2 separate regions of the Homo sapiens genome follow, and region 1 is linked to region 2. Evidence: read pairs that join two places in POLR2A ChIA-PET (ENCODE). Cell type or tissue: Panc1. All regions are shown on one strand. Each heading gives the region's core, and the rest is flanking DNA. Links, peaks and the distances in the headings are about the cores only.

The links. Peaks named below come from ENCODE experiments on the same cell type or tissue, not always from the same donor. Only the 100,000 strongest peaks of a DNase experiment are listed, where the experiment ranks them.
Region 1: POLR2A ChIA-PET joins it to region 2 with 5 read pairs; 9 of 35 experiments call an interaction of 5 or more read pairs at or near these places.

The regions. Positions count from the first base shown.
Region 1 is chr12:31,974,808-31,979,210 of GRCh38, forward strand. The region is part of intron 3 of RESF1 (retroelement silencing factor 1); the gene reads left to right. Among named protein-coding and RNA genes, the nearest start is that of RESF1, 18 kb to the left of the region's middle. In Panc1, for the core only: no CTCF peak of the experiment used is centred there; no DNase peak of the experiment used is centred there.
Region 2 is chr12:32,049,466-32,053,868 of GRCh38, forward strand. No RefSeq gene overlaps it. Among named protein-coding and RNA genes, the nearest start is that of BICD1, 55 kb to the right of the region's middle. In Panc1, for the core only: no CTCF peak of the experiment used is centred there; a DNase peak (open chromatin) is centred at 2,316; H3K27ac peaks cover 1,994 bases.

The sequences.
Region 1 (4,403 bases), core at 147-4,146, 75 kb before region 2:
TGTCAGTGAACACTGTGACCCATTCTGCTTCCAACCTTGTGGACTAGTCAAAGTAGTGAGAGGAACAGAGTCCTAACGCCTGAGAGTTGTAAAATGAGTGTCAGCATGTGGTGGCTGCCTTTTTTTTTTTTTTTTAACGGATAGACTTTATTTTCTAGAAGAGTTTTAGGTTTAAAGAAAATTGAGGTCAGGCATGGTGGTTCACGCCTGTAATCCCAGCACTTTGGGAGGCCAAGGCAGGCAGATCATGAGGTCAGGAGTTTGAGACCATCTTGGCCAACATGGTGAAACCCCATCTCTAGCAAAAATATAAAAAATGAGTCAGGCATGGTGGCGCGCGCCTGTAGTCCCAGCTACTCGGGAGGCTGAGGCAGGAGAATTGCTTGAACCCGGGAGGTGGAGGTTGCAGATCGTGCCACTGCACTCCAGCCTGGGCGACAGAGCGAGACTCCATCTGAAAAAAAAAGAAAAAGAAAACTGAGCTTATAGTACAGAGCATTCCCATATAAGAGCTTTATAGGAACCTCCCATCTCCAAAACTCTAAGGTTCCACTATTAGCAACTTGGATTAGTCATACTGATATGTTATTATTAAAGTCCATCACTAACATTAGAGTTTACTCTGTATCCAATGGGTCTTACGGGTTTTGATAAATGCTTAATAGTATGCATCTACTATTATAAGAGAGCTTTAAAAAATAACTTTATGAAATCAAAACATACCTAAGAAAGGGTACAAATGGTAAGTGTATAATGCAGTGGATTATGTAGGGAACACACTTGTGTGTAAGTATCACCCTGGTCAAAAGCAGTCTTCATGCTACTTAACTACCAATTGCTATTCCATCACACTTTGTAAAAAGTACCACTACAGTCCCTAGATGGTTGGTTTTGTCTGTGTTTCAATCTTTATATAAATGGAATCATGGATTATTCTTTAATCTCTGGCCTTTTTCACTCAGTCTTGTGTTTGTTAGATTCATGTTGCATATAGCCTTTTATTTTTGTTACTATAGTGTTTCATTAATATGAATACATTTCTATTTTGTTTGTTTCCAGTTTTTGCTTACTGCACCTAATGCTGCTGGCAGTGTTATAATTATGCATTTCTGTTTGGTACATACCTAGGAATGAAACTTCTAGGTCTCAGGGCTTGCATTTATTAACCCTTGGTAGATGATGCCATACGTCTTTCCAAAGTGTTGGTTACTTTAAGGATCATGATATACTCCTATCACCATTGTAGGAGAGTTCCATTTGTTCCATTTTCTTGCCAACATGTGGTATTGAGAGTTGAAAAAATTCTAGCCATTGTGTATAGTATTACCACCTTATGGTTTTCATTTACATTTCTGATATTCATAATGGATTTAGCACTTACCAAAAATTTTGCCATTTAAATATAGTTGACCATTGAATAACATAGGAATTAGGATAACTGACTCTTGTGCAGTAAAAAAAATCCACATTTAACTTTTGACTCCGCCAAAACTTGATTAACAATAGCATGCTGTTCAGTGGAAGCCTTAACAGTAACATTAAACAGTTGATAAACACATATTTTGTATGTTACATGTATTATATGCTGTATTCTTAGAATAAGCTTGAGAAAAGGAAATTTTATTAAGAAAATCATAAGGGATTGGGTGCGGCGGATCACAAGGTCAGGAGTTCGAGACCAGCCTGGCCAACATGGTGAAACCCTGTCTCTACTAAAAATACAAAATTAGCCTGGCATGGTGGTGGGACCCTGTAATCCCTGCTGCTCGGGAGGCTGAGACAGGAGAATCACTTGAACCCAGGAGGCAGAGGTTGCAGTGAGCCGAGATCGCACCACTGCACTCCAGTCTGGGTGACAGAGCGAGACTCCATCTCAAAAAAAAACCAAAATCATAAGAGAATATATTTACTATTCATTAAGTGGAAATGGATCATCATAAAGGTGTTTATCCTCATCACATTTATCTTAACTAGGCGGAGGAGGAGGGAAGAGAAGGGGTTGGTCTTGCTGTCTCCAGGGTAGCATAGACAAAAGAAAATCCACGTATAAGTGGACCCACGCACTTCAAAGCCACGTTCAAGGATCAACTGTAGTGTCTCATACAGTGTTTAATTAAGCTTCATGCTTATTTTTTATTGAGTTGTCTACATTTTTCTTTTTACGTAATTCCCTATATAGGCTGGATATGATCTCTTTGCTATGTATTGCGAATATAATCTTCTAGAGAGTGACTTTACTTTTTCACTTCCTTAATGGTGTTTTTTGATAAACAGTGGTGATTAATTTTGATGCAGTCCGTTTTATGGACCTTTTTTCTTATTGTTCATTGTGCCCTGTTATAGGAACCTTCCCCTATCCCGAGGGCATAAAGATATTCTCATGTTTTTTTGAGATGGAGTTTCGCTTTTGTTGCCCAGGCTTGAGTGCGGTGGTGCGACCTCGGCTCACTGCAACCTCCGCCTCCCTGGTTCAAGGGATTGTCCTACCTCAGCCTCACGAGTAGCTGGGATTACAGGTGTGTGCCACCACATCCGGCTAATTTTTGCATTTTTAGTAGAGACGGGGGCTTCACCATCCATGTTGGTCAGGTTGGTCTCAAACTTCTGACCTCAGGTGATCTGCCCGCCTCGGCCTCCCAAAGTGCTGGGATTTACAGGCGTGGGCCACCATGCCTGGCCTGTTTCTGGAAACTTTAAAACGATAATCTACCTGGGATTGATTTGTTTGTATATGTCTCTTGCTGTGTAATTGGATAAGGCTTATTTTCATTCGTGGCATATAGATAACCAATTGACCTAGCTTCATGTATTGAAAAGAACTTTTTTCCTAACTTTGTCATAAAACAAGTGTCTATATATAAAAGTGTGTGTATGTCTTCGCTATTCATGCTTGTTTTGCATTTCCATGGAAAGTTTATAATCAAGCTTGTTACCCCAAAAAATCAAAAAATCCACTGGGATTGTATTGACTCTTAATTACTTTTTCTTTCTTTCTTTTTTTTTTTTTTTTTTTTTGAGACAAGAGCTCATTCTGCTGCCCAGGCTGGAGTGCAAATGGTGCAATCTCAGCTCACTGCAACCTCCACCTCCCAGGCTCAAGTAATCCTCCCACCTCAGCCTTCCAAGTAGCTGGGACAACAGGTGTGCACACCTGGCTAATTTTTTTTTTGTATTTTTGGTAGAGACAGGATTTCACCATGTTGTTCAGGCTGGTCTTGAACTTCTGACCTCAAGCAGTCGCCCAGCTCAGCCTCCCAAAGTGCTGGGATTACAGGCAAGAGCCACTGCGCTTGACCTAAATTTTGAGATTATTGGCATCTTTAATGCTGTCTTCAAATATTTGAACATGGCATATCTTTACACTCAGCTGTTTGTTAGAGATGTGACACATCCTTCATTTTCTAAGTATTTTTTTAATGGTATTTTAAAAGATTACTGCTGATAATATTCTTGCATTTTGACCTTATTTTTGGGCATTGTAATAAACAGTAAAACAAAAAGATCTCTACATAGTTTTGGATTTTCTGTATAACATCTGATACTCAGTTTTGTGTTTTCCTCTCTGCTTATACTCCTAATATTTTTTTCTTTATACCAGCTAGGATCTCCAGTAAAATGATTAATGGAGGGATAGTGGCATCTTCCATGTTACTATTTAATTGTTTTAGCTACCATTTATCAAAAGAAGTTTCCATCTTTATAATTTTTTAAATATGTAGGTATTTGGGGTTTTTTTTTGTTTTTTGTTTTTTGTTTTGAGACGGGCTCTCGCTCTGTCGCCAGGCTGGAGTGTAGTGGCGCAATCTCAGCTCATTGCAACCTCCACCTCCTGGGTTCAAGTGATTCTCCTGCCTCAGCCTCCTGAGTAGCTGGGACTACAGGTGCCCGCCACCACACCCAGCTAATTTTTTTTTTTTTTTTTTTTTGTATATTTAGTAGAGGCCGGGGTTTCACCGTGTTGGCCAGGATGGTCTCCATCTCCTGACCTCGTGATACCCCTGCCTCAGCCTCCCAAAGTGCTGCGATTACAGGATTACAGGTGTGAGGCACTGTGCCCGGCAGTATTTGATTTTGTCAGAAATTCTTATCTTAGATTTTTGAAATGATCTCATGATTTTTTTTTTTTTTTTTGAAACGGAGTCTAGCTCTGTCACCCAGGCTGGAGTGCAGTGGCGCCATCTGGGCTCACTGCAAGCTCCGCCTACCGGGTTCTCACCATTCTCCTGCCTCAGCCTTCTGAGTAGCTGGGACTACAGGCACCTGCCACCACACCTGGCTAATTTTTTGTATTTTTAGTAGAGACGGGGTTTCACTGTGTTAGCCAGGATGGTCTCGATCTCCTGACCTCATGATCCGCCCACCTTGGCCTCCCAAAATGCTGGGATTACAGGCGTGAGCCACTG
Region 2 (4,403 bases), core at 88-4,087:
TTGTTTCTGGGTGTGTCTGTGAGGATGTTTCCAGAGGAGACTACCATATGAGTCTGAGTGGACTAAGTGGGGAAGATTCCCCTCAATGTGTGTGGGCACGGTCCAACTTGCTGGGGGCCCAGAGAGAACAAGAACAGAAAGGGAGAATGTGTCCATCTGTCTGCCAGAGCTGGGATGCACTTTTCTTCTTCTGTCCTCGGACAACAATTCCAGGCTCCCGGGCCTTTGGACTCTAGGACTTACATCAGCGGCCCCTGGAGTTCTCAGGCCTTTGGCCTCAGATTGAAGTTATACCATCAGTTTCCCTGGTTCCGAGGCTTTCACACTTGGGCTGAACCACACTACTGACATCCCAAGGTCTCCAGCTCGCAGATGGCCTGTGATGGAACTTCTCAGCCTCCATAATTGAGAGCCAATCCCTCTAATAAATCCTTTTTCCTATATCTATATTTATATCTATATCATCTATCTGATCTATATCTATCATGTCCCATTGATTCTGTCTCTCTGGAGAACCCTAAGATAGTGAATTAAATGTTAATGTCCAACAAGCCACAAATCGGGAGTTACAGTCATGCACTGAATAACAACATTTTGATCAATGGCAGACTGTATATATGACAGCAGTTCTGTAAGCTTATAATGGAGCTAAAACATTCCTATTGCCTAGTGACACTGTGGCTATTCTGACGTCATAGCATACTGGATTACTGGTGTGTTTGTGGTGATGCTGGTGTAAACAAACCTGCTGTGCTGCCAGTCATATAAAAGTATAGCAGGCACACTTATGTACAGTCCATAATACTTTATAATGATAATAAAAGACTATGTTACTGGTTTATGTACTTACTCTATTCTTTGTTGTTATTTTAGAGTATACTCCTACTTATTTAAAAAAAAAAAGTTAACTGCAAAATAGCCTCCGGCAGGTCCTTTAGGAGGTGTTCCAGAAGGCATTGTTATCATAGTAGATGACAGCTCCATGCATGTTATTGTCCCTGAACCTTCTAGTGGGACAAGACGTAGAGGTGGAAGACAGTGATATTGATGATCCTGAGTATAAGTAGGCCTAGACTAATGTGTGTGTTTGCATCTTAGTTTTGAACAAAAAAAGTTTAAAAAATAAAAAAAGCTTATAGATTAAGGATATAAAGAAAGGAAATATTTTTGTATCACTGTACAATGTGTTTGTGGGTTTTTTTTTTTTTTTTTTTTGAGACAGAGTCTTGCTCTATCGCCCAAGCTGGAGTACAGAGGCATGATCTCGGCTCACTGCAACCTCCACCTCCTGGGTTCAAGCAATTCTCCTGCCTCAGCCTCCTGAGTAGCTGGGATTACATGTGTGTGCCACCACACCCTGCTAATTTTTGTATTTTTAGTAGAGACGGGTTTCACTATGCTGGCCAGGCTGATCTCGAACTCCTGACTTTGTGATCTGCCCACCTCGGCCTTCCAGAGTGCTGGGATTACAGGTGTGAGCCACTGCACCCGGCCAATGTGTTTGTGTTTTAAGCTAAGTGTTATTACAAAAGAGTCAAAAGTTTTTAAAAATTTTAAAGTTTAAAAAGTAAAAAAGCTACAGTAAGCTAAGATTTATTATTTAAGAAAATGTTTTCCAGTCTGGGCAACATAGTGAGACCCCATCTCTACAAAAATTACAAAAAGTTAGCTGTGTGTGTTGGCTGATGTCGGTGGTCCCCGCTACTTGGGAGGCTGAGGCAAGAGGATTGCTTGAGCCCAGGAAGTCGAGGCTGCAGTAAGCCATGATCACACTACTGCACTCCAGCCTGGGAGACAGAGTGAGACCTCACAAAAAATTAAAAAATGTTTAAAAATAAATGCCCCACCTGAGCAACATGGTGAAACCTCGTCTCTACAAAAAATTTAAAAACTACCCGGGCATGGTGGCGGGTGCCTGTGGTCCCAGCTATTTGGGAGGCTGAGGTGGGAGGATCTCTTGAGCCTAGGGAGGTCAAGGCTGCAGTGAGCTGTGATCGCACCACTGCACTCCAGCCAGGTGAGAGAGCTAGGCCCTGTCTCAAAAATAAAATAAAATAATCCATCCATAAATAAATAATAAATGTAGCATAGCCTAAGTGTCCAGTGGTTATAATCTACAGTAGTGCACCGTAATGTTGCAGGCTTTCACATTCAATCACCACTCAGTGACTCACCCAGGCAACCTCCAGTGCTGCAAGCTCCATTCATAGTAAGTGCCTGATAAACTACAGGGCACTTTTGGGCAGTTGACTTTAAAGTAAATAGGCTTCTAAATTAACAGCCTGAGGGAGGGCTTGTGATTCATGCAAACATCTTGTCCCTGAGTAACGAATCTTATTGTGAGTTCCTCAAATTGTCAAGTACTGATTAATGCACAACCTCCTGACACTGAAGAGGACTCTGACTCACTTTTGAATCAAATGTCGATATTTTAGCCTTTATATTGCAGTCTGTAGCCAATGATTGTAACCTCTGTGTTGTACCTCCAGTGAAAAGGATGGTTGTGCTGTCAGGAGTCCTCCCTTCTTCTAAACTTTCCCATAAAAGCCTTCCAACTTGTAGCAGACTCCAGAACACTCCCAACTTTGTTAGCGTGTCTTCCCAGGTCAACCATACATATAGCCTAGGTGTATGGTAGGCTAGACCACCTAGATTTGTGTAAGTGTGGCAGGCCAATTCTCCCTGACAATCACACAGACAGGCCTGCATAGCACTCCAGTTACACAGATTTCCACAGAGCTGCCTTAACATTGAGCAAATAGTTAAACCTAGCAAAATCGGCACCCAGACAGCAAAGCTAGAAATGAAACGTATGGTCAGTAGGAGCCTTGCGTGGGCTTCTCCCTAACCTGGAGCAAACCAAAATAATACAGTCTTTCATTCCTAGTGCAGGACCCATCTCGGGTCAACGAAATCTGAGACAGTCAAGGTAACAGAGCTGTTTGAGTAAATTCATTGGAGAGTCTAAGGCAGCACTCCAGACCAAGCTGTAAAGGAGATAAGATAGAAATAATCACTCTGGTACCACAGTACACAGGCCTTGAAGGTACTGAGGCCCTTTTAATCAGACTTAGTAAGCATTAGTTTGCCTCTGACCTTCTAGTTGAAACAAAATTAGTTACCAATAGACTTAGGTGAATGCTATACTGCATGTGGGCATATAACCCCAACCTATATAATCATGAAGAAAATTGTAACACTTTGAGTTGGTCTTGTGGAATTATCTCCAGCCTGCTCCCTGTAACTGGTTACAGCAATAAATTCTCTTCTTTCCTAGTTTTTCTGCTTCTTGTTATTGGGCCCTGAGAAAACGTAGCTGGACCCGGCTTGGTTCCGTGAACATAAGTACACTCTGTGATGTTCACACCATTTGGCTTCCAATAAACCGTTTTTTGTTGTTGTTGTTGTTTTTTGGAGACAGATTCTTGCTCTGTTCCCAGTCTGGAGTGCAGTGGCACGATTTCAGCTCACAGCAACCTCTGCCTCCCAGGCTCAAGTGATTTCTCGAGCCTCAGCCTCCTGAGTAGCTGGGATTATAGACACGCACCACCACGCCCAGCCAATTTTTTTTTTTTTTTTTGAGATGGTGTCTCACATCTGTCGCACATGCTGGAGTGCAGTGGCACCATCTCGGCTCCTTGCAACCTCCACCTCCCGGGTTCAAGAGATTCTCCTTCCTTAGCCTCCCGAGTAGTTGTGATTATACGCTGTGCCACCATGCCCAGCTAATTTTTGTATTTTTAGTAGAGACAGGTTTCGCCATCTTGCCCAGGCTGGTCCCGAACTCCTGACCTTGTGATCTGCCTGCCCCGGCCTCCCAAAGTGCTGGGGTTACAGGTGTGAGCCACCGCGCCTGGCCAATTTTTGTATTTTTAAAAGAGACAGGTTTTGCCATTTGGCTAGGCTGGTCTTGAACTCCTGACCTCAAGTGATCTGCCCACCTCTGCCTCTCAAAATGCTGAGATTACAGGTGTGAGCCACCATACTTGGCCCCAATAAACCTTTATCAAATTATTTGTGCCCCAACAGCCTTAATTTTGGTAAACATGTCCTATACAGGTGTACCATTTTTTATCTTTTATACCATATTTTTACCGTACCTACTTATGTTTAGATACACAATTACTTACCATTGTGCTACAATTGCCTACAGTATTTAGCATACTAACACACTGTACAGGTTTGTAACCTAGGAGCAATTTGCTATTCCATATATAGTAGGCTGTATCATCTAGGTTTGTGTAAGCACACTCTATAAGGTTTGCACGAGGACAAAATCACCTCACGCATTTCTCCCTGCTGTTAAGCAATGTGTGACCTGTATCTGTCCCACCAACAGAAGTTATTTGCATTTCTTCCTGACAAAAATCTTCAAGTTAACAAGTAATTTCACGAATTCTGGG